Linked DNA regions of Homo sapiens: region 1 is linked to region 2. The links are chromatin loops, found by intact Hi-C in ENCODE. Cell type or tissue: ovary. All regions are shown on one strand. Links, peaks and the distances in the headings refer to the core of each region. The heading gives the core; the rest is flanking DNA. Region 1 overlaps CEP112 (centrosomal protein 112). Region 2 has its middle 28 kb from the start of LINC02563.

The links. Hi-C counts contacts between places; a loop is a spot of excess contacts. Peaks named below come from ENCODE experiments on the same cell type or tissue, not always from the same donor. Only the 100,000 strongest peaks of a DNase experiment are listed, where the experiment ranks them.
Region 1: it touches region 2 in a loop (2.8-fold over the local background); 1 of 110 quality-filtered maps calls a loop at or near these places.

The regions. Positions count from the first base shown.
Region 1 is chr17:65,798,722-65,814,350 of GRCh38, forward strand. All of the region lies in intron 21 of CEP112 (centrosomal protein 112), which reads right to left. Among named protein-coding and RNA genes, the nearest start is that of AXIN2, 240 kb to the left of the region's middle. In ovary, for the core only: no CTCF peak of the experiment used is centred there; no DNase peak of the experiment used is centred there.
Region 2 is chr17:65,477,689-65,493,317 of GRCh38, forward strand. No RefSeq gene overlaps it. Among named protein-coding and RNA genes, the nearest start is that of LINC02563, 28 kb to the left of the region's middle. In ovary, for the core only: no CTCF peak of the experiment used is centred there; a DNase peak (open chromatin) is centred at 8,320.

The DNA.
Region 1 (15,629 bases), core at 3,446-8,445, 320 kb after region 2:
CTCTTGTTTAGAAAGGTTATAGTTAATTGCTTTAGAATCCAAAGCTACTGACATCCTTGAAGTGCTTTTCTGATGAACTATGTGACCATGGTTTTCAATCCACTAAAAAATTAAGAGCAAATAAAATTCTACATGAAAATGCATTAGGAACCAGAATTTGTTCCGGAGTGCTTTAGTGAATCTTAATTTTTATTAATGACCGAAAGCCTTCAGAATATTAAAATACACAAAAAATGAACTAACTCATTTACTAGCCAAAGAGGCAGAAACCAAATGTTTGAATTTCCTTGACTGGTCAAAGGTATAATACACATATTTTACCCTAAATTAGACTCAAAAGTTGTTCCCTTCCACTTGGTTTAAAAGGTTTAAGTATATGATAATGTAGTATTTAATTCTCTAGTGTTACTTCCCTTTTATTTTGAGGTGAAATTAAGAGAAAATATTTTCTAGGCAAAAAATTTCCTGAATAAGGTGTATTTTCTTTCCCCTCCAATTCTGAAACAAATCTGTGGCTAACAAGAATATCTACCAATAGAAACACTTTCCTCTTGACAGCTTAAAGAAGCTTCCAATGCTGGGATACGGAGCTGGGAATGTAAGCTGGCACCGGATCCTCTACCTTACCCACATACATCTCATTGTTGGTTATATCTCATGTCTGTCTCCCACTCAATTCTGGGGCTTCAGGGTCAACAATTCAGGGTTTTAGTCAAATCAAGGGGTCACAGGCCAAGAAACTGGATTTCATTTTGGATGCAGTGGGATGGGGAAGAGGTCTGTGAGCAGGGAATAAAATGAATAGAAGTCCAGTTGGGAAGATGAATCCTCTGGCACTGTGGAGAATGATCCAGAAGAGCAGAGGAGACAACTGTGGCAATAGTCAAAGAGCACTGCTGCCCTTAGGCAAGTCCTAAAGCAACTACAGTTCTGAGGAGGCAAAGGCAGTGAAAAGGGGCTATCTCAGCCTTGTGCCTCTTTCTGAAACAGAAAGCCACATTGACGCAAGTCAAACAACTGAACAAAAGGAAATAACTAAACAAAAGGTAATAATCCTTTATGCACCATCTACCTTTCTACCCTTCTACCATTGCTCACACACACACTGGCACCCACACACTGTCACATTCACAAATGGATTTTTCTATAGTTGTTTTATGTTTAAAATTTTTTAAGTTTGGGTATATTTCTCAGAGTACATCTAGAAAAAATGCAAGATGATGTATTAAGAGATTTATATAAACTACAGGTGAGTCATACATAATTCCTCGGAAACTAAGAATAAGAAACTTGTCCTCTGAACATGAAATCAGTTTCTCACATGTTCTTCTGCTTCTTGATAGACTCTTTTTCAATATTACTAACTGCCTTTTCTTCCATAGCCATCTCTTTAAAAAACTGAGATATAACTCATTTACCACAAAACACACCTTTTAAGAGTATACATTTTAATGGTTTTTACTGTATTCTTAAAGTTGTACAACCATCACCACAATCTGATTCTGATTTTTTTTTTCACTACCCAAAAAGGAAATCAATAGCCATCATTCCCCATTTCCCTCGACTGAAACTCTAATCCACATTCTGTTTCTACGGATTTGTCTATTCTGAACATTTCATATAAATGTAATAATACAATATGTGTGCTTTTGTGTCCAGATTTTTTTTATTTACATAGTATTTTCAAGGTTTATCTGTGTCATAGTATGTATCAGGAACTCATTACTTTTTACAGCTGAGTAATCTTTCATTTTATGGATATACCACATTTTGTTTACCTATCCATCAGTGACTGGGAATTTGGGTTGCTTATACTTTTTGGCTATTTATGAATCATGCTGCTTTGAACATCTGTGCACAAGTTTTAATGCAAACCTACATTTTCAATTATCTTGGTATATCCCCTAGGAGAGGAAATGCTGGATTTTATAATTCTAAGTTTAATTTTTTGAGAAACCATCAAACTGTTTTCTAAAGTGGTTGGGCTGTTTTAAATTCCCATTGTAAAATACGAAGATTCCAATGTGTATTCATGTCTTTTCCAACACTTCCTATTGTTTGTCTTTTTTAATACAGCCATCCTAGGGGGTGTGAACTAGTGTTTCACTGTGGTTTTGGTTAGCATTTCCATAATGACTAATGGTGTTGAGCATCAGTGGTGTTGATCTGCTTACTGGTCATTTGTATACATTCTTTGGAGAAATGTCTATTCAACTCCATTGCCCATTTGTCAGTTGTATTATGTCTTTTTGTTGTTGACTTGCAAAATTCTTTATATAGTCTATTAGGTTTTTATCAGCTGGATGATTTTCTCCCATTCTGTGGGTTGTCTTCATTTTCTTTCTTTCTGTCTTCTTCATCTTCTTTTTTTTGTCACTCTGTCACCCAGGCTGTAGTGCGCTGGTGCACTCACTGCAACCTCTGCCTCCTGGGCTTAAGCTATCCTCCAACTTCAGCTTCCTGAGTGGCTGGGACTACAGGCACATGCCACTACATCTGGATAATATTTCTAATTTTTGTAGAGACGGGGTTTCACCATGTTTCCTAGGCTGGTCTGAACTCCTGGACTTAAGCAATCCTCCTGCCTTAGCCTCCCAAACTGTTGGGATTACAGGCATGAGCCACTGCACCCAGCCATCTTCATTTTCTTGATGTTGCTGTATTCTTTGAAGTACAAAAGTTTTTAATTTTGATGAAGTCCAATTTACCTCTTTTCTCTTTTATCACTTCTGCTTTTGTTGTGATATTTAAGAAATTATTGTCTTATCCAAGGTCATAAACATTTTCTGGTATGTTTTACACTTTTATAAGTTTTATAATTTTAGTTCTTACATTTAGGTCTCACAAGTTGCTATTGACAAATTATCTCGGTTTGTGTTTATCTGAGAATATTCTTCATTTTAAAAGGACATTACTGGAAGTAGAATTCTTGGTTAACAGTGTTTTTCTTTAAGGGCTTTTAGTATTTCATTCCACTGCTTTCTGACCTTCATGGTTTCCAAAGAGAAATTAGCTGTTAATCTTTATTTCTTTAGACATAATATTTTAGTTCTTTGAACATATTTCAAGTAACTTATTTAAAGTCTTTGTCTATTAAATCCAACATCTGTGCTTCCTCAGGAACAGTTTCTATTATTTTTCCCCCTGCCCACGGGAAATAAAGTGTGCCCATGCCACACTTTGTTTCTTTGCATGTCTCATAATTATTTTGCAGAAAACTGGACATTTTCAATATTTTAGTATGGCAACTCTGGAAATCAGATTCTCTTCCTTCCCCCAGGGTTTGTTGTTGTTGATGGGGACTTTTGTTGTAATAGTGGTGGTGATACTGTTTATTTAGTGACTTTTCTGAACAAATGCTGTAAAGTCTGTGTTCTTTGTCATGTGTGGCAGCTGAAGTTTCTGCTTGGCTAGTTAGTGGTCAGCTAATGATTGGGTAGAGGTTTCTTTAAATGCCTGCAAACAATAAGTCTTCCAGTTTTCTCATTGCTTTTATGGAAAAGAGACTTTGTGGAGGCTTTTACTCTGTCATTTTCCCTGACATCCTCTCAGTACACTTGTTCACTGTTGTTTGCTACAGGGTTACATTCTTTCCCCTTTTCTCTTATTCCACAAAATTTCTCTGGGCAATATCATACACATCTAGGTCTTAAAATTCTACCCCAAATTTATTGACTTGCAAAACTACATCCTCAGCATAAACATTTTCCCTGGAAGATGTATTTGTAAATGATCAATAGTCATTTCTATGTGTATGTTTTACAGATGTCTCTAGCTCAACAGGTCTTAAACCACTCACCCACTCAGTCACACAAACTAGAAAACTGGGAGGCACGCTAGACTACTCCTTTATCTTCAATTCTTCACTAAAACACCTCCTATCAAATCTTACAACATTCCACCAAGCTCATCATTATCTTATCACATTATACATACCCCATGGAAAGCATTTATTTACATGGATGTTCTTACTAGACTATAGGCATCTTGTGAGCAGGAATTGTATATATTTATCATCTTATTCTAGGACTCATCGTGATGCCTAACTCATTATACTCAGCCAAATGCTTTATCTGTGTAGCAGGATTGTATTTTCCAAAGATGGCCGCATCAATATATTCCTCTTCCCACACGCTCTTTTCCCTATATAGTGTCGATGCTCCATCAAGGGGTGGAGTCAAGGAGCTCTCATCTCTTGAATGTGGGAAGACCTTTACAAGTGCCTTCACCAAATGAATGTGACAGAAATGACACCACTTGAAATCTAAGGCTAAGTCTAAAAGGTGATATGAATTCCACCTGGCTTTCTGTCCCAGGACATGAGCCATGGAGTACTGAGCTAACATGTGAGATATCCAGGTACCCTGAAGCTGTCATGTAGACAGACTACATAGAGATAGAGATGCCAGAGGAGCTCCAGCTATATGTATCTTCTCTCTCCAAGTACCAGGAGCGTAAGTGAAGAAGACTTCAATATGACCTCAGTTCCAGTTACTGTCTGACTGAAACCACATGAGACACTCAAGGCCAGAACCATTCAGTTAACGAGCCTCCAAATTCCAGAAACAGTAAGAGATAATATTGCTGTTTGAAGCCACTACACATTTTGTGGTGATTTTGTTATACAACATTAGATAACTAAAACAATAAATGAAGAAATGAAGATTAGAGTGGAGATATATCAATATCCCCTTTCATTTCTCTACCATGCATCATTTTAAAGTGGAAAATAGTTTTAAATATGTGCTTAAAACAAAAGTATCTCAAATTTATATCAAAAAGTTTCAAGATGTAATTAATGTGGATATAAAATGAACATACATCTAGCAAGGAAGTCCTTTCTCCAAATACCTTAGGTGTTACATTATTTTCTCAAAATATAAATGACTGCACTATGTAATCAAGTATCACATGCCATCTTAAAAGGTAAAACCCCTGTTCTTTACTCCCTCCCAATAGATAATTTCATGAAGATAATTTCTGGATCATCCACGTTAGAAGTTTCTAGTACTATAATATCTAAGTGCATCATGTTCATGCATTGACTGCTCTTAGGCAAACTTTTGCTAAATTAAATGTCTTACTGTGTTTTTGTAGTTTCCTAGTCAAAAGAGCATTTTTATGAATCATGAGCATTTCTGTTGATTCTTATTTTTTACACAGCAAAATTTAATAAACTTAAAAATAGTTTATAATGATGGACTATTCAATATATCCTAGATGTAGACAAATCCACTGTGTGTGTGTAGCACAAGTTTAACCTCAAGCTAATAGCTGTTAATATCTTAGGATTACATTTCTTTAGAACAGATCCTTATTTAACATAGATAAAAGAAACAACATTAAATGAAACCTCATCCAGAAGAATTTTCTAACTTTCAATAACCTCTCAGCATGTTTTAAAAAACGAGTTGGGATTAATTACTTTTAATTTTTAAAAATGTGTTTCGTCTGGTTTCCCTAAGCCAAAAGACATGTTAATTTAAATAAACACAAGAGAAGCTTTGTATTTTGATTCACAAATATAAAAGAAAATTTTTCTGAATTATTAAAATTAGATGAGCCGCTCATAACACTGTTTTGTATTCTATGTCTATAAAGCTCTTTTCAAAAGAACAAATTTCAGTCATTTATCCATTTCAAATGTAGATGAATACATCTAATTACTCACTCAACACGTATGTTTGAAGCCCCATATCGACACAAAATTTCTCCTAGAAGAGATATTAGGAGAAATTTCCTTAATTGACATTTCATTTTGCTTAATACATTAATCATAATTTCCATTAAGTGTGTTTCTGATGACATCATTTAAAAAGTATCTTCTCTGAGTTTTAATTTCTAATTCCAGTCTGCTGCATTCTGGGCAGAATAAGAAACTGAATGAAAAAATTACTACTGCTTTGTGAATTATTTAAAATGCATTATATAGAGGGTAAATATAAAATTTATTTTCAAAACTAGACAAATTTTGAGAATAAAAGTAATGTTAAGAATTATACTGAAAAATAAGCATTGAAACTGGAACCTGTGGTCATTCTAAATATGAATCATATCCTCAGTATGATATTAACAATATTAAATATCACCATGTTAGGTGAGGGCCACAGTCCATCTAGCAAAGGACAAACTCTGTACAATTAATTTTTTTTTTTTTTGAGACGGGGTCTCACTGTGTCACCCAGGCTGGAATGCAGTGGTGTCTCAACCTCCACCTCCTGGGTTCAAGCAATCCTCCCACCTCAGCCTCCAGAGTAGATTGCAGTACAGGTGCACACTACCACATGTGGCTAATTTTTGTATTTTTAGTAGAGATGGGATTTTGCCATGTTGACCAGGCTGGTCTCAGACTCCTGAGCTCAAGTGACCTGGCCACTTTGGCTCCCAAAGTGCTGAAATTACAGGCAGGAGCCACCATACCTGGCCTACAAGTAATCTTTATAGTGGCAGGAAGAGTCATAAGTGTCCTCATTAACATCATCATTTTCATGTGTTTTATGATATTTTACTATTTCTATGACTACCGTAATACCTCACTTGCCCAGAGATCAGAGTTCCAGTGGCAATGGTGTGTATTATTTAGGAGCTGCCCTTAGTCCCTTGCTCATGCTACTTGTTGTATAAACTCAGTCAACAAATTAAAAGCAGCTGCCAAAAGCATAAAGTAACAACTGAAAGAAAAGGGAGGAGACGGAAGAACTATAAAAAGGAGAGAAAACTGGGATAACAATGTGGGGTAGATTTTATTGTAGGGAATCTTTTATGTGGTATCAAAACATTCTCAATGATGACTCTGAGTTGATGTCTTTAGCATTTTTCGTTTAAAAGAGTAGAGGAGTAAGTAGAGCGTGCTAGAAAAATATCCTTCAAAATGGTAAGCTTTGGCACATATATTGAGATTACATTTTAGTTTTTTGGAAACTGACTTGCGGAACATTTTATTCCTGGACAATATCTGATAAATGAGGTATTCCTGTACTTCCTTTTATTTGGCTTGAAACAATCTCTTTAAAACTCTTTTAAGCAGTGCTTTGTTGAAAAAATAATCTGAATTAATCCATCCATGGTTTTAGCAAATTTTGCCATAGAATCTCTCAATGTTCTGCCTAAAATCAAAACTTTAAAAAAATCTTCATATGGAAACACCTTCATTCTCTTTATCACTTTAGTTTTCCTGTTTCAAATGTTTACCAGTTCTGTATTATTTTCAGAATTTTAAGCTGCATTATGGATCCATTCAAATAATATTTGACACAAAAGCAGAAAAAAATATTTTATTATTTTGTCCTATTCTGTTTCCAGAGGGTTATAAGTATCTGTGTCAATACTACTGTTTGGTGAAATCAAGACCCAAGAATTATTCTTGACAGAATCTTTCCAGTCTCAATTAGGGTGCTATAGTTGGAAAACATTAGAGATTCATCCATCTATCTATTCAACACACTTGTACTGGTGCCTAAAACATGCCAGGCATGTGCCCAGGGGAAACAAGCATGCATAAACAAGTAAAACAATAACAAAAACAGTAATAATAAATCATAAGGATTGAGAAGTAGTGTAGAGAAAAAAGGTAGTGTACAATAATAGAAAGTGATGGGGGATATTCTAACATTTGGGTGGAGAGTAGGTAGTCATTGGAAAATACAAGATCCACTATGGTTTGAACGTGTCCCACGATATTCATGTGTTGGAAAGTTAATCCTCAATGCAACTGTGTTAAGAAGTGGGAACCGTAAGAGGTGATTAGATCATGAGGGCTCTAATATCATTAATATGGTTTGGCTCTGTGTCCCCACCCAAATCTCATCACAAATTGTAATCCCCACATACTGGGGGAGGGCCCTGGTGGGAGGTGACTGAATCATGGGGGTGGAATTCCCCTTGCTGTTCTTGTGATAGTGAGTGAGTTTTCATGAGATCTGATGGTTTAAAAATGTGTGGCACTTCCCCCTTCTCTCTCTCCTGTTCCACCATGGATGGGAAGATGTGTCTTGCTTCCCCTTCACCTTCTGCCATGATTGTAAGTTTCCTGGGGCCTCCCAGTCATGCTTCCTGTTAAGCCTGCAAAACTGTGAGTCAATTAAACCTCTTTTCTTCATAAATTACCCAGTCTCAGTTCTTTGTAGCAGTGTGAAAATGGACTAATACAGAAAATTGATACTAGGATTTGGGCACTGCTATAAAGATACCTGAAGATGTGGAAGTGACTTTGGAACTGGATAACGAACAGAGGTTGGAACAGTTTGGAGGGCTCAAAAGAAGACAGAAAGATGTGGGAACGTTTGGAACCTCATAGAGATTTGTTAAATGGTTTGACCAAAATGGTGACAGTGATGTGAACAATGAGGTCCAGGCTGAAGTGGTCTCAGATGGAGATAAAGAACTTATTGGGAAGTGGAGTAAAAGTCATTCTTGCTATGCTTTAGCAAAGAGACAGGCTGCATTTTGCCCCTGCCCTCGAGATCTCTAAAACTTTAACTCAAGGGAAATGATTTAGGGTATCAGGTGGAAGAAATTTCTAAGCAGCAAAGCATTCAGGATGTGATTGGCTGCTTCTAAAAGTGTATGCTCATATGCATGAACAAAGAGATGTTCTGAAATTGTAACTTATATTTAAATGGGAAGCAAAGCATACAAGTTTGGAAAATTTGCAGCCTGACCATGTGGTAGAAAAGAAAAACCCATTTTTGGGGGAGAGATTTAAGTAGGTTATAGAAATTTGCACAGAGGAGCCAAATGTTAATAGCCAAGACAATGGGGAAATGTCTCCAGGGCATGTTAAAGACCTTTGTGGCAGCCCCTCCCACCATAGGCCTGGAGGACTAGGAGGGAAAAATGGTTTTATGGGCCCCTCTGCTCTGTGCAGCCTGGGGACATGGCACCCTGTATCCCAGCCTCTCTGGCTCCAGTTGTAGCTAAAAGGGGCCAACATACAGCTCAGGCCATTGCTTCAGAGGGTACAAGTCCCAAGCCTTGGTGGCTTCCACATGGTGTTGGGCCTGTGTGTGCACAGAAGGCAAAAGTTTGGGAGCCTCCACCTAGATTTCTGAGGATGTATGGAAATGCCTGAATGTCCAGGCAGAAGTCTGTTGCAGGGGCAAAGCCCTCATGGAGAACCTCTAGTAAAGCAGTGCAGAGGGGAAATGTGGGGTTGGAGCCCCCATACAGAGTCCCCACTGGGGCACTGCCTAGTGGAGCTGTGAAAAGAGGGCCACCATCCTCCAGACCCCGGAATGCTAGTTCCACTGACAACTTTCACCTTGCATCTGAAAAAGCTGCAGCCACTCAATGCCAGTCCATGAAAGCAGCTGCTGAGGCAGTACCCTGCAGAGCCACAGTGGCAGAGCTGCCCAAGGCTGTGAGAGCCCACCCCTTGCATCAGCATGCCATATATATGAGACATGGATTCAAAGGAGATTATTTTGGAGCTTTAAGATTTAATGACTGCCCTGTTGGGTTTTGGACTTGCGTGGGTCCTCTAGCCCTTTTCTTTTTGCCAATTTCTCCCTTTTGGAATGGCAGCATTTACCCAATGCTTGTACTCCCATTGTATCTTGGAAGTAACTAACTTGTTTCTGATTTTACAGGCTCATAGGTGGAAGGGACTTGTCTTAGCTCAGATGAGACTTTGGAATTGCACTTTTGAGGTAATGCTGGAATGAGTTAAGACTTTGGGGGACTGTTGGGAGGGCATGATTGGTTTTGAAATGTGAGAAGGACATGAGATTTGGGAGGGGTCAGGGATAGAATGATATGGTTTGGCTCTGTGTCCCCAACCAAATTTCATCTTGAATTGTAATCCTCACGTGTCAGGGGAGGGGCCTGGTAGGAGGTGATTGAATCATGGGGGTGGACTTCCCCCTTGCTGTTCTTGTGATAGTGAGTTCTCATGAGATCTAATGGTTTAAAAATGTATAGCACTTCCCCCTTCTCTCTCTCTCTCATGTTCCATCATGGGAAGATGTGCCTTGTTTCTGCTTAGTCTTCCACCATGATTGTAAGTTTCCTGAGGCCACCCAGTCATGCTTCCTGTTAAGCCTGCAGAACTGTGGCCTCCCAGTCACGCTTCCTGTTAAGCCTGCAGAACTGTGAGTCAATTAAACTTCTTTTCTTCATAAATTACCCAGTCTCAGGTAGTTCTTTATAGCAGTATAAAAATGAACCAATACAATCATGAATAGATTAATGTCATCATTGCAGAAGTGGGTGTGATACAAAATTGAGTTTGGCCCTCCTCTTTTTCTCTCTCACCATGTGCCTTCTGCCATGTTATGACACAGCAAGAATGCCCTTACCAGATGTAGCACCTTGATCTTGGACTTCCCATCCTCCAGAACCATGAGCCCAAGGAATTTCTATTCTTTATAAATTACTCAGTGGTGTTCTGTTATAGTAGCACATAATGGACTAAGATAAGATCTGAGGGGGGAAATCCAGACAAAGAGAAAAAATAACTTCAAAGGCCTTAGGTAGGAACAAGCTTGAAATACTTACAAAAGGCAGGAAAACCACATGCTGGATCCATGTAACTGAGGGGGAGAGGAGTAGGGGATAAGCTGAAGAGATGGGCAGGGGCCAGATTTCCATTTTGTTTCAATACTGATGAGAAGCCATTGGAGGGTTTTTAGCATGGAATTATATAATCTCATTTATTTTCCAACAGATTTGATTGTTGTACAAATGAACTGTTGGAGGAAGTAGGTATGAAAATAGGAAGACCAGGTGGGAGTTACTGCAACAGTCCAGTGAAGAGTCAATTTAGATTTATTTTAGACTTGGGTGGTAATGACAGACGTGATGGGAAGTGGTTTGATGTAAGATATATTTGAAGCAGCAGGAATTTTTGGTAGGAAGAATGTAGGCGTGAAAGAAAGAAATGTGTCAAGTATGACTCAGTACTAGTTATGATATGAAGAATATTGGGGAAGAATTAAGAGCTCTGTTTCAGAAATATTAAGTGCCAGACATCTATTAGAATTTCAAGGAAGGTGTTTAGGAAAAGGTTGAATACCAGCCTGGAACTTCAGAAAGAGACTAGGACTAGAGATACAAACTGGAAGTCATCAGCATATAGATGGCATTTAAAGCAATGAGACTGCACAAGATGAGTTAGGGACTGAGTAAAGGAAGTGGGGGGGGGAAGATAAGGTGGTGTTACTAAAGGAGATGGAGTAGGAGCAGCTAGCCAATTAGGAGAAATTCCTGGAGACCACGATGTTCTTCCTAACTGATAATGTGATTAAAACCTATCAGAGAAGGAGTGATCAATGGTGTCAAAACTTCTGAGAAGTCAACTGTGATGAAGACTAAAGACAGAGCACTGCATTTAGTGCAGAGATCACTTGTTGATTGGACAAATGTTTCAACATATTGAAGTGGCGAAGAGCCTCATTGCCATGAATAAAAGAAGAGAATATAAGGCAGTAGAATAATTAAGTATTAATAGAAAGACCTTTTGAAGACTCTGGTTACAAAGATAAACAAAGACGTGGCACAGTGATTGAAGTGAGATTTGGATTGCAACAGAGCATTTACTGGTAGTTGAATATATACCCCCCTCCCTATTGCATCTCCCCTTCCCCACACACATTTCCTAGCCCCCTGCAGGTAGGTGGAGCCTTTTGTCTAGTTCTGGCTAATGGGCTGTGATTGGAATATGGGTCATTTCTGGGCCAAAGTACAAAGAATTGGGTGTGAGCTCTTCATATCCTGTCTCCTCTAGCCATCGGTGACCAGTAGTGTTCAAGATAATGGAATCTTTCTATCAACCAACATTGAACTTACAATCTGAAAAAGTATTAATCACATTAAATTATTGATAACTAACCAGTTTAGATCTATAAAAACAGCACTTTCTTATGGTTTCACTTAACAAATCTTTGCTGAGTGAAGCCACTGAGATGTGGGGGTCAATTTGCTACCACAGTATAACTTAGAATAATTTGGCATACGTGATCAAAGAATTCTTTAACATATTATTTCATATTTTTATATTTTTGAAATAATGTATCAGAGAGAAAAATATTGATATAAGAGAAATGGTGGATAATTATAGGAGAAAAACCCTTGAATAAGGATGAGGAGTGTAGTGTACTAGTGAAGACCTTAGACAGAGGTACACATTTCCATAAGGAAGAAATCCATCTACCCTAAAGGAGGGAAGGTGGAACATGGATATAGATGCAATTGCAGAGTAGATTTGGGATGGGCAGATAAAGTGGTTCTCTTCTGTTTGCCTCCACTTTTCCAGTGAAATCGAGGTCATCATCTCAGAACAGAAATGAAAAGGCAGTGTTGGAGGTTTGAGAAGAATAGACGGAGATGAAATTTTCTACTGGGAAAATGAATTAACATTGCAGTGCTGAGGGCTCTTTGGCCTTACGTTCAAGGGAAGATAGTTAACATAAGTGTCTTCTCTTGAACCATGGTCAAGTGTTTAGATACTGTAGTAGAGTACATGAGTGTTTGGTGTAGCCAGGGTTGGGGATTGCCAATGAGGAAGGTAGAGGTAAATAGGGGCAAGGAAGCTGAGAGTAGTTCAAGGAAGTGGTTACTCTGATGGACCATGAAATCTAAGCTGAGAAGTGAAAACATGAAGAAGTTAATGGAAAGTGGAAAATGATGTTAATCGATTGTAAGTCCCACAGGGCAAAAAACTGCTAGTGTGAGGACGCTAACCTAACTGAGTTAGAAATGTGGGGGTTGGGGAGGGCAGAGAGAATGGAATGCCAGAAACCAAAATTTTCAAGGTGGTACAGTTACTGGAATTGTTAAAGACTCTAGTCATACCCCTGAACAGGTGGCTGAGGTGGAGAACTGATGAGCTCAAGAAACCGAGAGGCCAATGAGTTGTAATAATCTCATTCATGGGCTAATCCATCCAACATCATATTGGCTATGAGCAATTATGATTTAGGGTAGGACATGCTTTGTTCTTCCTGTGCTAGTTTTATCACATACAAGTTATAGCCATGAAAGTGAAGCGCTGTGAATGAGATAGTGTGAAGCAATATCTAAATTTTTACAAGTGAAGTGTTATTTAAATGAAAATTTCTTGAAAAATTGCTTTTCTTAATTTTATAAATCTCCTATTTAGAACCGAAAACTAAAGAGCCTGGCTTTTCTGTAATAACAGAATGCCTCATTTTTGGTCTACAACTCTAAATTGAAGTGGTATTTTACTACTAAATACCTGTAAATTATTCTCTTTTTCTTTCCATAATTAATACATAATTTTCTGTCATTGCTGCTTTCCAATCCTAATCATATGTATTAAAATACATTTTTTTTTCTTTTTTTTGAGATGGAGTCTCACTCCATTGCCCAGGCTGGAGTGCAGTGGCTTGATCTCGGCTTACTGCAAGCTCCACCTCCCGGGTTCATGCCATTCTCCTGCCTCAGCCTCCTGAGTAGCTAGGACTACAGGCGCCCGCCACCACGCCTGGATAATTTTTTGTATTTTTAGTGGAGACAGGGTTTCACCATGTTAGCCAGGATGGTCTTGATCTTCTGACCTCATGATCCACCCGCCTCGGCCTCCCAAAGTGCTGGGATTACAGGCGTAAGCCACCGCACCCGGCCTAAAGAATTTTTTATTGCTGAAAAGTATCTTACTTTCCCTTGATTTTTCATTTTCTCTGGGATATTTCTCCAGGATATTTACATGGGGAAGAAAATGGCCTTTTCCTCCTTGTAGATGATTCAGTTAAGAAAGGAATAGAATTGGCTTAAACCTCATTGCTCCAAAACGACCCTAAGAGCTCCAAGAAAATTTTTCCACATTCATCAAAATCTGCAGTCTGAAGCAGCTGACAAGGGCACCTGAAGCAATCCAACAAGTCAGCCCGTTTATAATTGAAGGCTTTTATTGAACTATTTTTGGATCCTGTTATATATTATCTCCACAAGAAAACAACCAGATTAAAATGAAATACTACAATGGAACAACAAAACTTCAGTTTTATTTACATAAAAGGCAACCTTCTAAAAAAGCATCCCTAATCTCTCAAAGACAATGATAAGGCAATCTGGCAGCTTGAAAAGTCAAAGTGACTTTCAAGCATTGTTGTTTAAACTGACAAAAATTTCTACAGATGCCAATGCAAAATTAAAAAAAAGAAGTAACACGTTTAAAATATATACACTTTAGAGTTTATATAGAATAAAAGCTTTTTTTGAACTTTTCTAGGATTGAAAACAAAAGCAAACATTGCTCTTCCAAAGCCATTATCGAGCAGAAAAATATTCATACAGAAGTAAAAATCTACAGTGCAAATTAAAGCAGAGAGAAACAATCTAGAATAAAACATTATTTCAAATAAGATAATGTATGCATGAGTGAGCATTTCCTCTGAATCCAGGTGACTAGCAGGGCATGATGGGAAGATTACACTTCTTGTCATCCTATACAGAAACACCAAGAAAAGGTCTGGTGTCTCTCCAGGGGCAAGGACCAATAATTCTTCGAGAAAAGGCATACTGAGAGGATTCTTTAAGTCAAATGGATCTAAGATCAAGTCCAAAGTGATCAATAAGAGCTGAAAGATCAGTCAAGTACCAAATACTCAAGGAAACTCATCAACGTAGAAACAAGAAACAGGGAAGGGGACTTGTGAACAAAAGGTGTGGGCAATGAGGAATTAGGAACCCAATCAGAGCCTCGTTGGGAAATGAGGAATGTGGCAACAAGCATGAATTGGTTCATAAAACCAATGATCTTGTGAAACAGGAGCTGCTTCTATCTTTTGCTCATAGTGACCTATCTGAGCCAACAGATGGTTGGATTTGCTTGGAAATAGCATGAGAAGCCAACATTCCTGACATAGGTGTTGGAGAAAGACACACTAGAATCTTGGTTCTGCAACTTGTAGCTGTGTAACTCTGAGCCAGTTGTGTAATTCCTCTGAGCCTCAGTATCGCCTACAATTCTAAAGCATTCAGTGAGTTGGGAGAATTAAAGTAGATAAGGTGCGTGAAAGTGCTTTACACATGGAAAGCACACAATCAGTATCTTCTTCCATTAGGCCAATACACCTGTATATTGCTTATTGTTTAATTTACACCAATTATTTTCAGGAATTTATTTGAGCACAAGGAAGTGTGGAATTAAGAATCTGTGTTGTATCTGACTTTAAAAAATACAGAGAAGATCGTTCATTTTTTTTATGACATTGACAATGTCAACGTTTAACACAAACAATTCTATTTTAAAATCTTGTATTTCCTGATCAATCTGTTGGGAGTGAAAATTAGAAGAGAGGGTAGTAAACAAAGTAAGAATTTGCAAACATAGTTGAACTCAGATAATAAATACCTATATCCTCTACAGGTGCCCTTTTCTCATAATAGAAAAGAGATGAGAAGACATGAAAAGTGAAAGCTTAAAAAGACAGTACCCATGTAAGGCAAGAGTAGAATCTGTTCAGAGAGGTTACTTGTCTAGGGCTGCTTAGCTAGTTATTGACAGGGGCTTTGCTAGAACTCACATCTCTTGTGGAATGTGTGTCTAACATATTCTCACCAAAGAAGAAGCGTATGCATTATTTCCTCAGTGAAGCCCTTTCTTGGTCCCAAAACCAAGCTGTCTGCTCTGTATGCTCTCATAGCTTTCTCTATTTCCCTTTTCAACA
Region 2 (15,629 bases), core at 6,128-11,127:
CTTTGTCATATAACATATCACATAACACTTAACGTAGCACTGCATCATAGAACATACATCATGTAATGCTGCATCATATACAACACATAATACCACATAACAACATACACACCACATAACACTGCATCATATAACATGCATGATATAACACCACATCACATACCTTACATCATCATATAACACATATCACATAACACTGCATCATATTATATATCATATAACACTGCAACATATAACATATCACATAACATACATCACATCATATAACACTGCAAAATATACATCACATAATACCACATCACATACCATACATCATCACATTACATATATTACATAGCACAGCATCATATATATCACATAACACTGCAACATATAACATACCGCATACCATACATCACATAACATATATCACATAACATGGTATCCTATAACATCACATAACTGCAACATATGTATCACATAACGTATAACACATAACGTATGTCACATCACACATACCACATAACACCACATCACCAGATGTACATACTTCAGTAATTCATTATCTTGTGCAGAAGAAAAAACAAAGATACAAAGTCTGGGTGACCTGGATGTTGCCCCCTAAAAGTCAGAGTCTGAGCCACTGCCAGGGACACCCAGGACTCCTGAGTACCTTTAGGTTGAGCCGAGCCTTCAGCCAAAGGGACTAAGGATCCACCATCAGGAAAGAGGTAAGAAGGAACTGGAAACAGTTGTGGCCCATCAAGAAGTTTCAGCCAGTCAGGATGGATCCACCATCAGGAAAGAGGTAAGAAGGAACTGGAAACAGTTGTGGCCCATCAAGAAGTTTCAGCCAGTCAGGATGTATCCACCACACATGGTTACCACAAACCCCATCATAACAAAAACTCTATGTCATATAAAGATTTCCAAGCCCTGGCAAGAACCAATATACTGAGTTCCAGGGAAATCAATACATTTCAACAGAGTCTTGGTATATATGGCAATGAGATTTGACCCAGTGTCATCTCCAGGGTTGAAGAAATGTTGGAAATGAGTTCCAGGGAAATCAATACATTGCAACAGCCTTGGCATATATGGCAATGAGACTCGACCCAGTATCCTCTCCAAGGCTGAAGAAATGGCAGAGCAAAAAGCCATTGCTATACCACTCTCCTGACCTGGCCATGGAGTAAGGACTAAAATGAAGGCCAATATTAATATGCCGCCTTGATATCTGGTGAGACTGGGAAGATGTTGCATGGCCTAACCACAAGTTCCTCTCCCCACTCCTATGGGAAAGATCCCCCAGCCAGACAACCCTCCTTGGCAAAGGGACCAGGTGCAGTTCCTGCTTATCCTTGAGTAGTGGGTTTCATTTCTCTGCCAACTATGGACTTATTCAAACAAACCAATCACATCCCCTCATGGAAACAAGGGGACACCTCACCCTCTTGATACTACAAAACCTGACGCCCACAGCCCTGTTTGTTACTTCTGTACCTGCCTCAGCATAACCCCTGCACTCAGCTGCTGTTGGGATCATCTGCCCAGGGTCAGGTGCTATGTATTTGGCCATTGCAGTAACCTTAGTGTGGGAGTCCCCTTCTCACCCATTGGTTGAATAGGAGGCAATTAAACCACTGGCCTTTCAAAAAGGTTCTGGTGCTTCCCATCCAGCAGCCTTGGTGGTATTGAGCATCAGGATTCATTGGCTCTGCAGTCCATTCATTCAACAACAGTTATTGCGTAGGTTTTGGTGCCAGGCACTGTCCTCCAGGGCCATATGCCCAGTTGCTGAGACCTTGTCCTTGACCTGTTGTGGACATTAGTCAGCAACATTTACTGACAACACACACCCACCCAATTCCCAATCATTGGGAAGCAATTGGCCTAACAAAACAGTCCTCCGCTGTGGGATGTGTATGGCATGGGGCTGCAGTAAGGTCCTTGGTGCCATATTTAAGCTTCTACATGTTCTAATCCTGGTTCTTTCTTCCCCTCTAGAAGGCTGGAAACTTTTCAAAGAAGAAGAGGGTGAGTTTCTCTGACCATATTAGCCATGAGCAGCCACAGTGAAAGAATTAATGAATTAGTTGCCTTTGCTTATCTTTGCCCTGGACTTCAGACCTCCTTCAGGAGCAATGGAGGGATCCAAAAGCCAACACTGGAAGATGTGGATGGTGCTTCCAGCTCAAGGACGTGGCCTCCAGCAAGTCCCTGAACATCTTTAAGCCCTCACCTGTCAAACAGGGTTGGTGATTACTTTTTTTTTTTTTTTTTGAGATGGAGTCTCACTCTGCCTCCTAGGCTGGAGTGTGGTGGTGTGATCCAGGCTCACTGCAACCTCCACCTCCCAGGTTCAAGCAATTCTCCTGCTTCAGCACCACCCCCACCACCCCCACCCACCCCACCAAGCAGCTGGGATTACAGGCATGTGCTACCACGCCTGGCTAACTTTTATATTTTTTTAAGTAGAAACGGGTTTTTGCCATGTTGGCCAGGCTGGTCTTGAACTCCTGACCTCAAGCAATCCACCCACCTTGGCCTCCCAAAGTGCTGGGATTATAGGCATGAGCCACCACGCCTAGCCAATGATCACATTTTCCTACCTAACTCCCTGGGCTGCTGGGATAGCAGATGAGAATGGGTGAGAGGTTCTTTGGAAAGTGAAGGTGGTGCTGTCCAGCAGCTATGTCAGACTGCTATGGTCTGAGTGTTTGTGTCCCACTACCCTGAGACAGATATGTTGAAATCCCAAGCCGCAATGTGATGGTATTCACCTTTGGGAAGTGATTAGGTCATGAGGGCTCTGCTTCATGGGGTTAGTGCCCTTATGAAAGAGGCCCAAGCGGGCCGGGCGCGGTGGCTCATGCCTATAATTGCAGCACTTTGGGAGGCCAAGGCGGGCGGATCACCTGAGGTCAGAAGTTTGAGACCAGCCTAACCGACATGGAGAAACAACGTCTCTACTAAAAATACAAAATTAGCCGGGCGTGGTGGCGCATGCCTGTAATCCTAGCTACTCGGGAGGCTGAGGCAGGAGAATCACTTGAACCCAGGTGGCACAGGTTGCGGCGAGCCGAGATTCCACCATTGCACTCCAGCCAGGGCAACAAGAGTGAAACTCTGTCTCAAAAAGAAAGAAAAAGAAAAAGAAAGAGGCCCAAGAGAGCTCATTCACTCCTTTCATCACATGAGGACACAGCAAAATGATGGCTGTCTATGAACCAGGAAGCAGGTCCTCACCAGACACCGGATCTGCTGATGTCTTGACATTGGGCTTCCCAGCCTCCAGCACTGTGAGAAATAAATGTCTGATGTTTAGAAGCCACCCAGTTTATGGTATTTTGTTATAGTGGCCCGAATGGTCTAAGACAGGCACCCAGTAGAAGGCAGCCCCTGTGTGTGGGTAGGTTCCACACAAAGGCAAGCCTAGCCCCAAGGTCGCCACCAACAAACCCCAGAGCCATTTTTCCATGGGGTCTGAAAACTGCACCATTAGATGCTGCTTAGTTTAGGACTTTATATTGGGTTGAATTGTGGCCCCAAAAAAGGATGTCTGAGTCCTAACCCCTGGTCCCTGTGAATGTCACCTTATTTGGAGAGTCTTTGAAGTTGCTATTAAGGATCTGAAGATGAGATCATCTTGGATTAACCAGGTAACCCTAAATCCAATGATGAGTGTTTTTGTTTTGTTTTGTTTTGGTTTTGGTTTTGGTTTTGGTTTTTTGAGACACAGTCTTGCTCTGTTGCCCAGGCTGGAGTGCAGTGGTATGATCTCAGCTCACTGCAACCTCTGTCTTTCAGGTTCAAGTGATTCTCCTGCCTCAGCCTCCCAAATAACTGGGATTACAGGTATGTGACACCACACCCAGCTAATTTTTGTATTCTTAGTAGAGACGGAGCTTCACCATGTTGGCCAGGCTGGTCTTGAACTACTGACCTCATGATCTGCCCACCTCGGCCTCCCAAAGTGCTGGGATTACAGGTGTGAGCCACCGCACCCGGCCTATAAATGCATTTTATAAGTTCAAATTGACATTTACTAGTTATCGAAGCTATTCATTGAGAATAGTTAGTGATACAGTTCGGCTGTGTCCCCACCCAAATCTCACCTTGAATTGTAACAATCCCCACATGTCAAGGACTAGGCCAGGTGGAGATAACTGAATCGTGGGAGCAGATTTTCTGTGCGATTCTCATGATAGTGAATAGGTCTTATTAGATCTGATGGGTTTCTAAAGGGAAGTTCCCCTGCACATGCTCTCTTGCCTGCTGCCATGTAAGACACGCCTTTGCTTCTCCTTTGTCTTCTGCCATGATTATGAGGTCTCCCCAGCCATGTGGAACTGTGAGTCCATTAAACCTCTCGCCTTTATAAATCACCCAGGCTCAGATATGTTTTTTTTAGCAGCATGAGAACAGACTAATACAGTTTGGCTATTCAAATAAATGCAAAAATCTGGAATATGGATTATAGATACAGTGAACATATTGCCCAACCTGGGCGATATTAATTAAATGGGATGACAGGAACTGTCCCCGGATGACCAGGATCAAATGACCCTACTTATGCATGACCTTTGTCTTCCATCAGACCCCAGGGCCCGTTAAACTCAAGTCAAATATTTTCTAGTTTCCCAGGCACCTCTGTGGAATCCAGTTTGAAAAACAGCATCTTAAGCTACTCTTGGCCTGCCGAGGAGATGTTATCACATCACCCAACACCCCCAGCAGATGTGAAGATTAGAACCCTGGGCCAGGAATGTCTGAGGAGGGAGGCTGGGGGTAGGTGAGATGGCAGAGGAAGGAATGGGAAGAACAGGAAAAGAGGAAGAATCTGAAAGGTCTGCTGGGGATAGGTTTTGGAGTTCAGGGTAAGAAAGAAGAAAGACTTCACCCAAGAGAGATGTGGAGAGGACACCACCTCCCAAATCTGTGCTGTTCATGAGGGTACCTGACAGTAACCTTGTTGATCCCCCAGGGCAAGCAAACATCTGAGTCTCAGTGAGTCTGGAGGGAGAGCAAGCTGGTGAGGTTCTGCACATCAGGTGTGTTTTAGGAATTATTTGCCAGGCTTTGAGAGAATGTTCTTCAGGCTTATCAACTGTGTTCAGCTTCCATGGTGTATTAAACAAACTGGGTGGTTTAAAACAACAAAAAGAGTTGCTCTTTCACAGTTCTGGAGGCTAGAAGTCTGAAGTCAAGGTGTTGGCAGGACCACACTTCCTCTGAAGGCTCCAAGGAAGAGTGCTCCTTGTCTCTTCCAGATTCTGGGGGCTCCAGGCTGTCCTTGGCGTTCCTCGGTTTGTAGCTCATCACCCCAGTCTCTGCCTCTGCCTTCACATGGCCTTCGCCCATCTGTGTGTCTCTGCGTGCACTCCTATTCTTATAATATAAAGACTACAGTCATTAGATTTAAGGGCCCACCCTAATCCAGTATGACCTTATCCTAACTAATTACATCTGCAAAGACCCTATTTCCAAATAAAGTCACATTCAGAGGTTCTAGATGGACATGAACTTTGGTGGGGGGTGGACACTATTAAACTCACTATGCATTGCATTCATTGGTATTATAGATCAATAACTTATTGGTTTATCCAGTACTGACTCCAGCTAAGGAGAAGGCAAGCTTTCTATAAGCAGAATCTGCTGCTTCTAGTTCCCCCAGAATATTCTCTCTTCAATCCATCTTCTGAACTCTCCATCTTCCTTCTTTAGAGGTCCCCCTTCTCCTACATTCCCTGTGTTCCAAATAGAGCAACCACATGTTCAGGAACTACTCACGCTAAAAACTTGCAGGTCAGTCTCAATAGCTCATGCTCACTCACTTCCGCCACCACCGATCCTAAAACTCACACAAATCCCTGTGTGATTATTCCCATTTCTGTTATTCCCCTCCTCTCTCATTCCTGCTTTATGTCTTTATTGCCGTTCACCTGGACTGCCATGAAAACGCCGTGTCCCCGTCCACTCTGCACTTCATTGATCTCAAATGCAAGACTAGTCACACACTCCACAAGCCCCTTTAGGAATCACTTGAAATAAACCCGCCTCTCCCTCTCCCTCTCCCTCTCCCTCTCCCTCTCCCTCTCCACCTCCCTCTCCCTCTCCCTCTCCCTCTCCCCACGGTCTCCCTATCCCTCTTTTTTCCACGGTCTCCCTCTCCCTCTCTTCACGGTCTCCCTCTGATGCCGAGCCGAAGCTGGACTGTGCTGCTGCCATCTCGGCTCACTGCAACCTCCCTGCCTGATTCTCCTGCCTCAGCCTGCCGAGTGCCTGCGATTGCAGGCGCGCGCTGCCACACCTGACTGGTTTTCGTATTTTTTTTGGTGGAGACGGGGTTTCGCTGTGTTGGCCGGGCTGGTCTCCAGCTCCTAATCACGAGTGATCCGCCAGCTTCGGCCTCCCAAGGTGCCGGGATTGCAGATGGAGTCTCGTTCACTCAGTGCTCAACGGTGCCCAGGCTGGAGTGCAGTGGCATGATCTCAGCTCGCTACAACCTACACCTCCCAGCCGCCTGCCTTGGCCTCCCGAAGTGCCGAGATTGCAGCCTCTGCCCGGCCGCCACCCCATCTGGGAAGTGAGGAGCGTCTCTACCTGGCCGCCCATCGTCTGGGATGTGAGGAGCCCCTCTGCCTGGCTGCCCAGTCTGGAAAGTGAGGAGCGTCTCTGCCCTGCCGCCATCCCATCTAGGAAGTGAGGAGCGTCTCTGCCCGGCCGCCCATCGTCTGAGATGTGGGGAGCGCCTCTGCCCTGCCGCCCCGTCTGGGATGTGAGGAGCGTCTCTGCCCGGCCGCCCCGTCTGAGAAGTGAGGAGCCCCTCCGCCTGGCAGCTGCCCCGTCTGAGAAGTGAGGAGCCCCTCCGCCCGGCAGCCACCCCGTCTGGGAAGTGAGGAGCATCTCCACCTGGCAGCCGCCCCGTCCGGGAGGGAGGTGGGGGGCTCAGCCCCCTGCCCGGCCAGCCGCCCGGTCCGGGAGGTGAGGGGCACCTCTGCCCGGCCGCCCCTACTGGGAAGTGAGGAGCCCCTCTGCCCGGCCACCACCCCGTCTGGGGGGTGTACCCAACAGCTCATTGAGAAGGGGCCAAGATGACAATGGCGGTTTTGTGGGATAGAAAAGGGGGAAAGGTGGGGAAAAGATTGGGAAATCGGATGGTTGCTGTGTCTGTGTAGAAAGAAGTAGACATGGGAGACCTTTCATTTTGTTCTGTACTAAGAAAAATTCTTCTGCCTTGGGATCCTGTTGATCTATGACCTTACCCCCAACGCTGTGCTCTCTGAAACATGTGCTGTGTCCACTCAGGGTTAAATGGATTAAGGGCAGTGCAAGATGTGCTTTGTTAAACAGATGCTTGAAGGCAGCATGCTCGTTAAGAGTCATCACCACTCCCTAATCTCAAGTACCCAGGGACACAAACACTGCGGAAGGCCGCAGGGTCCTCTGCCTAGGAAAACCAGAGACCTTTGTTCACTTGTTTATCTGCTGACCTTCCCTCCACTATTGTCCTATGACCCTGCCAAATCCCCCTCTGCGAGAAACACCCAAGAATGATCAATAAAAAAAAATAAAATAAAAAAATAAAAAAAATTAAAAAAAAAGAAAGTAATAAACCCTCTGCTTCAGAAAAATGTACATAAGCACCTACTGCACACCACACTTTGAGTAGCATGCATAATAATGCAAATTAGTACATGTATAATCAAGACTCCTTCCATCATAATAATTGTACTCATTATTATATCATCTTATTTAATCCCTCCAGCAACCCTACAAGACTGGCATTATCATGCCCCCTTTATGGATTAAGGAAACAACGACAACAAAACAGGTTTGGGCAGTGAAAGTAAACGGTCCAAGGTCATACCACTAGTAAGTAGCAGCAGAGCCAAGATTTGTACCCAGATCTACCTGTGTCTACATTTTTGGCTCTTAAACCAATAGTAATGCCCCACCCCTCTTGTCATCAAAGCAGACAAGATGTCCCCTCCTTGGTTACCCATAGCAAGGACTTCTTTCAAGCACTGTTAACATTTCAATCCTAATTCCTTGTTCACATATTTGTCTTTGGTGTCTTTGAGTTCCCAGCATTTGGGCAATGCCTGGAACAGAGTAGGTGCTTAACAAATGTTTGAGTGACAGAGTTTCTCTTGCGCCTTACTGAGCTGGGCCCCCATCTATCAACTCAGTCTGAGATTAATTGTACTTTATTTTTAAGTCAGCAGGAGACCCCTTCAGATAAGCTACGTAAGCCTGAAGTGGCAGCCAGGCACAGTACTTGGTCACTGGCCAGGGCGGGAGGCTCTCTAACCCAACAGGTGGCCCCCAGCCCAGATCGTCAGGGAGCCCCACCCTCCAGGAGACCGTGGCTGAGTGGCCCATCTGGCCCAGCCTGCGCCTGAGTGCTGAAGATCTTTGTGTCTCCAAGCTGAGAACTGGGTCCCTGCTCCTTGCCAACCATTCACAGGGGAGAAATGATTAAAACACTGGAGAGACTGACTCATGGGGAAATATGAAAAAAACACAATAGTCCCCAAATATGTTTAGCTTGGCCCCATCACAAAGGGGGGATGTGATAAGGGCTCCAAGCTAAAGGGAGGCAACATAAAGGCGGGAGAATTGTGCAGAGCCTGCTGACTGGGAGGGACCCAAGGGAAAATGAAAATGAGATGGAGGGGAATAAAATGGGGCATCGAGTTGGAGGAAAAAGAGTTTCTGGAGCTCAAGGGCATCTTTCCATAAAGAGATCAGAGTTGGGGACCACTGCCAGAGATTTTAAACAACCTCCTCCCCACTGGCCAGGCATTGCCTCCTACTCTGTGCCAGGCATTGCCCAAGTTCTGGGAACTCAAAGACAACGAAGACAAATATGTGAACAAGGAATTAGGATTGAAATCTTCGGCTGGGCGTGATGGCTCATGCCTGTAATCCCAGCACTTTGGGAGGCCAAGGCGGGCAGATCACCTGAGGTCAGGAGTTCGAGACCAGCCTGGCCAACATGGTGAAACCCCATCTCTACTAAAAATACAAAAAATTACCCGGGGGTGGCAGTGGGCGCCTGTAATCCCAGCTACTCCAGAGGCTGAGGCAAGAGAATTGCTTGAACCCGGGAGGCGGAGGTTGCAGTGAGCTGAGATCACACCACTGCACTCCAGCCTGGGCCACAAGAGTAAAACTCCGCCTAAAAAAAAAAAATAGTTTCTGGAGCTCAAGGGCATCTTTCCATAGCGAGGTCAGAATCGGAGACCACTGCCAGAGATTTTAAACAACCTCCTTCACACTAGTGGCTCCTGGCTTTGACAGCAGGAGACTGAAGTCTCATTCATTCCTTCAGCAAACACTTCCATGCCCACTGCAGGCCAAGCACAGTGCCAGGTTCGAGGTTGCTGAGTGACGAAAACAGTGTCTCTACTCTCAGACAGCTTATATTCTACCAGGAAGAAGCAGCCCCTGAGTCCTCTGCCTTAGCCATGCCATCTGCCTAGAACGTTCTTCCACCAGGTATTCATATGGCCACCTCCCTCAACTTGGTCAAGTTTTATTCAGAAAACCCCTACTCCATGGGGCCAACCCTATTTATTATGGAAACTGTCTTACTCTGTTCAGGCTGCTAGAACAAAATGCCTTAGACTGGGTAGTTTAGAAACCACAGAGATGTATTGCTCACAGTTCTGAGGGCCGGGAAGACCAAAGTCACGGGGCCAGCAGGTGCCACGTCTGGTGAGGAGCTTGCTTTCTGCTTCAAAGATGGCACCTTGCGGCTGTGCCTCACGTGGCGGAAGGGGCTGGGGAGCTCCTTCCAGCCTCTCTTATAAGGGCACTGAATTAGTCAGTTTTGCATTGCTATAAAGAAATACCTGAGACTGAATAATTTATAAAGAAAAGTTTAATTGGCTTACGGTTCTGCAGGCTCTACAGGAAGCATGGCCCCAGCATCTGCCTCTGGTGAGGCCTCAGGGAAGGTGAGGCCAGACCCAGTGCATCCCATGGTGAGAGAGGGGGAGGGAGAGAGAGAGAGAGAGGTAGACGGGGAGGAGGAGGCGGACAGTGGGAGGGGGAGAGGGACCGGGAGAGGGGGAGGAGTAGAGGGAGAAAGAGAGGGAGAGGGAGAGGGAGAGAGGGAGGGAGGGAGAGGGAAAGAGAGAGAGGGAGAGGGAGAGTGAGGGAGAGGGAGGGAGGGAGACAGGGAGAGAGAGGGAGAGGGAGGGAGGAAGAGAGGGAGAGAGAGAGACGGAGGGAGGGAGAGGGAGAAAGAGAGAGAGGGAGGGAGAGGAAGAGAGAGAGAGAGGAAGAGAGGGAGAGACAGAGGGAAGGACAGGGAGAGAGGGAGAGAGAGAGGGAGAGGGAGAGAGAGAGGGAGGGAGGGAGAGGGAGGGAGAGGGACAGAGAAAGGGAGAAGGAGAGGGAGAGGGAGAGAGAGGGAGGGAAGGAGAGGGAGAAGGAAAGAGAGAGGGAGGGAAGGAGAGGGAAAGAGAGGGAGAGGGAGAGTGGCAAGGAGAGAGAGAGGGAGGGAGGGACAAAGAGAGAGAGGGAGGGAGAGAGGGAGAGGGAGAGAGAGAGGGAGGGAGAGGGAAAGAGAGAGAGAGAGAGAGGAAGAGAGAGAGGGAGAGGGAGGGAGGCAGAGGGAGAGAGAGAGGTAGAGAGAGAGGGAGAGAGACAGGGAGAGAGAGAGGGAGAGGGAGGGAGGAAGAGGGAGAGGGAGAGAGAAAGAGAAGGAGAGAGAGAGGGAGGGAGGGAGAGAAAGGGAAGGAGGGAGAGGGAGAGGGAGGCAGAGAGAGGGGGAGGGGGAGAGAGAAGGAGGGGGAGGGGGAGAGAGAAGGAGGGGGAGGGGGAGAGAGAGGTAGCCCCCCCCCTACACAGAGGGAGGGGGAGATTCTCAGATACAGATTGGGAGGGAGAGAGAGAGGGAGGGGGAGAGGGAGAGAGAGGGAGGGAGAGGGAGAGAGAGAGGGAGAGGGGGAAGGAGGGAGAGGGAGAGAGAAAGGGAGAAGGAGAGGGAGAGGGAGAGAGAGGGAGGGAGGGACAGAGGGAGGGAGAGGGAAAGAGAGGGAGAAGGAGAGTCAGAAGGAGAGAGAGAGGGAGGGAGTGAGAAAGAGAGAGAGGGAGGGAGAGAGGGAGTGAGAGAGGGAGGGAGAGGAAATGGAAAGAGAGAGAGGGAGGGAGAGAGAGAGGGAGATGGAGGGAGGAAGAGGGAGTGGGAGAGAGAGGGAGAGAGAAAGAGAGGGAGAGAGAAGGAAGGAGGGAGAGAGAGGGAAGGAGGGAGAGAGAGGGAGGGGGAGAGACAGAAAGGGATGGGGGAGAGAGAGGGAGAGAGAGGAAGAGAGGGAGCGAGGGAGGGAAGGAGGGAGGGAGAGAGAGAGGGAGAGGAAGAGAGAGGAAGGAGGTGCCACACTCTTTTAAACAACCAGATCTTGTGTGAACTCAGAGGGGGAACTCACTCATTATCACAAGGACAGCACCAGGCCATTCATGAGAGATCCACCCCCATGACCCGAACACCTCCCACTAGGCCCACCAACATTGGAGGTCCCATTTCAACATGAGATTTGGAGGGAAAAAAACATCCAAACCATATCAGGCACTGATCCCATTCTGGAGGGTGGGGATCTCATGACTTAGTCACTTCCCAAAGGCCCCACCTCTTCATACTATCACATTGGGTATTAGGTTCCAACATATGAATTTGGGGTGGGGGGGACACCAATATTCAGACCACAGCAATCACCTTATTACTGACCACCTTATTCAATAGGGTCACCCACACAAAGCCCCACCATGCCCGCTGCTCCACTTGTTCTGTGTTCTAGGGGATTTCGCACCCTTCAACACACTATGTAATTGCTCTTATTTTGTTTATCATCTGTTTCTTCCCACCTTGGAAAGGCCCACAGGGCCTCAACTGAGGGCTGCGGAAGTGACCTAAGGAACAGACACAGTTATCCTGTCTCAGAGCTCGTCCCCTCCTCATTGTCTCTGTTACCTGTAGCCAGGCCATCTGCAGAGCTGGCAAGCAATGGGACAGACGTGGAGCTGATGCTGGCATTGTCTCTCTGGTTTTGAGTCTGAACCAAGGCTCCTGTGTGAGAGTCAAAACACCTCTTCACATCTCTTGCCTCCTTCCTCAACTCCTTTGGGCCTCTTTTCTTCCAGCTGTCTGGGAGCCAGGCTGAGTTCCCCACAAATGTAAAGCAATCATAAATAATCATCAGGCTAATGAGGCTGGGGGTGATCATGCAGGAACTCCCTGCCACATGACAAACAGCCGGCTGCTGATTTATCATGGGACAGATGTAAATACTCGCCTCTCCCCTGAGCAGGAACACATGTTCTTAGTCATATGGTAGCTGCTGAAAACACCCCATTGGGGTTGTTCACCCTCTGCTGAGATCAGAAGGAGGCAGAGAGGCCCAAGCTTTGCCAGGAATGAATGGTGGTTAAAAGGGGAGGGTTCTTTCTCTTAGCCCATCAACCTGGCCACCAATTAAAAAAACTCAAATAACCAGTGGGTCTAGCATAGGAGTGAAGAGTGAGTTTTAGGCCCAAAAGCTCAGGATGCTTAAACTCCAACTGCCACCCAGTAGGGTGGGACCTCCATTAAGTTGCTTAACAATGCTGAGCCTCAGTTTTCTCCTCTGAAAATGGGTTAATAATAGTATCTTCCCCATTGGGTTGTTGTGAACATCAAGAATGAATGTCAACTGTTTAACACAGAGTAAGACCTTAATAAACGGATGGCTGGGCATGGTGGCCCACACCTGTAATCCCAGCACTCTGGGAGGCTGAGGCAGGTGGATCACCTGAGGTCAGGAGTTCAAGACCAGCCTGGCCAACATGGTGAAACCCCATCTCTACTAAAAATACAAAAATTAGCCGGGCATGGTGGTGCACACCTGTAATCCCAGCTACTCAGGATGCTGAGGCAGGAGAATTGCTCCAACCCAGGAGGCAGAGGTTGCAGTGAGCCAAGATCATGCCACTGCACTCCAGCCTGGGCAATAGAGTGAGACTCTGTCTTAAATAAATAAATAAATAAATAAATAAATAAATAAATAAAGCACAGTTAGTGTCAGCATGCTCCATTGTTAGTCAACATGATTCTTGCTCTTATCCTGGAAGACCCCTTGCTCTCCCATGGGCACCTGATTATGCTCACTCCATCCCATCTTTGTCCTCACCCAGAGCCCCTCTCCTCTTCTCTCTTCCTGTCCAAATTCTAACCATCCCTCCCAACTGCTGCCCCATTTTTTCCAGCCATTCCCGATTTCTCCTTGCCTTGATCTTGTACTGGAAATAGTAAGTGTCTTTTAAACATTTTTTTAAGCCACAGATCCCTTTCTTACAAGGAAATTGCACACAGAAATAAACACAAATAAGACCAATAAAGGCAGAGCTGTGAAGGCAAGGAAAAGTGAGAACTAGAGTCTCTACCATCCATGGACTTACCTTAGGGTTAGGAAGATGAGCCCCGCCCCCTATGGACGTAGAGTGAATGAGATCATTGGATCATGGTGTCACCATGTTCTGCCTTGGACTTTGAGTCAGGCAGCTGCCATCTTCAGCCCATGGTGCACAGTCCTGCCCCTTCACCCTGCTTCATTCCTTTGTCCACCTTTCTCTCTCCTCCAATAAGCTTCTGGGGCAAGAACCATGCCTCCTTCGTGTCTTCCTACTCACATCCCAAAACTAGGACAGGGCTCTGTACCCCCGCAGGCACCCAACATACATCTGTTAACATGAAATGAGATACATCCAGACAGTTTATAAATACACTAAGCAAAGCCTCTCCTCATTATAGATGGGGGTAAACTGAGGCAGGGCCACCCAGGTATTTATCAAGAGAGTCAGCCCTGGAATAGGAGCCCCCAGACGCCTAGCTCCAGCCTCACCCACTAGCCTTGGAGGCTCCCAAATGTAAGTGACTTGCTGTTCATATTCCCTGGCATCCAGCAACCCAAGAATTTTGCTCTTGCTATCAGGAGGATGGAAAGATAGGAGCTTAGGGTGAGTAAGACAAAAGCTCTCTGAGAAAGAACTGTTGCTGTCTGGGCAAGAGAGACAGGGAAGAGAACCCAAGAAGTTTAAGGCAAGAATGATACACGTATCTTGTTAAATGCTAAGTTCTACTGTCCGGGCCAGGGGTTTTGAAGCCACAAGGACTTCCCAGAGGCAGATGGAGGTAGGAGGGAAGCCAGGAGTGTGTACAACGGAAAAGGCCCCAGTGGGGAGGGTCCCAGACAGCCTCCTCCCCTACCCTAGATTTCATCTGAGCAGGTCTGCCTTTATCAGTCTTACTTGTGTTTATTTCTGGGTACGATTTCCTTGTAACAAAGGGATCTGTGGCTTAAAAAATGTTTAAAAGACACTTGCTATTTCCAGTACAAGATCAAGGTGAGGAGAAATCAAGAATGGCTGCAAAAGATGGGGCAGGCGTTGGGAGGGATGGTTAGAATTTGGAGAGGAAGAGGAGAGGGGCTCTGGGTGAGGACAAAGATGGGATGGAGTGAGCATGACCAGGTGCCCACAGGACAGCAAGGGGTCTTCCAGGATAAGAGCAAGAATCATGTTGACTAACAATGGAGAATGGAGAGGGTTGGGTGTGAGAGGGGGTGGGGTGAGGGAAAGTGTAAGGGTGGACCTTCACTCTATTCTCCCGCAAATGCCTTCCTTAGACAATGGCTCCTGATGGGCCTTGTAGATCCAACCAACAAAGCCCCATTCCCTTCCCCATCACACATCCCTAGTTGCCTCTGAGCCACTGCCAGCCTATCAACTATAGGAGGATGCCTTTCTCATGACCCTTTGTCATGAGGTTGCCAGAGTCACCCCCCTCAACTACCTTGCGTGATCACCTGTCAGCTGTGTGAAACTTGATCAGGTGGCTTAACCTCTCTGAACCTCAGGTCCTCATGTACCAAATGGGGTGACAGTGTTGTGAGAATTATACATGAGATAATTTATGATCGCACATACCAAGGTGCCTGGCCCTTGAGGAATTCTCAATAATTACAAGGTAGTTGGCTCTAGAAGACTTTGGGAAACCAAGCTCGGGTTGTGGTTCATTATGGGTTACCATGGAAACCAGACCTAAAGGCTGGAGAACAGACAGGCCTAGTGTGCCCAGAGCACCTAGGCCTGATTCACATTAGGATCTATTTTCTTGAATCCTTAAATGCACCTTAGAGTTCACGCAGGCATGAAGGAATGGCTCCAGGCATTGTCCTCAGCCCCTGAGCAAGGGAGTAAGCCCAGTTCCACACAGGGGCAATTCCTGAACACACATTCACTGCGTGAAGAAAGGGCTGAGGACCTAGCTCTGGGCCGCATGTAGACAGGAGTGATTGATGAGTTTAACTTCATGCATCTCATTGCAGCCTAAAAGGATGTGACAAGTCCGGGCGCAGTGTCTCACGCCTTTAATCCCAGCACTTTGGGAGGCCAAAGCGGGTGGATCACTTGAGGTCAGGAGTTCAAGACTAGCCTGGCCAACATGGCGAAACCCCATTTCTACTAATAATACAAAAAAATTAGCTGGGCGTGGTGGCACACACCTGTAATCTCAGCTACTCGGGAGGCTGAGCAGGAGAATCGCTGGAACCCGGGAGGCAGAGGTTGCAGTGAGCTGAGATCACACCATTGCACTCCAG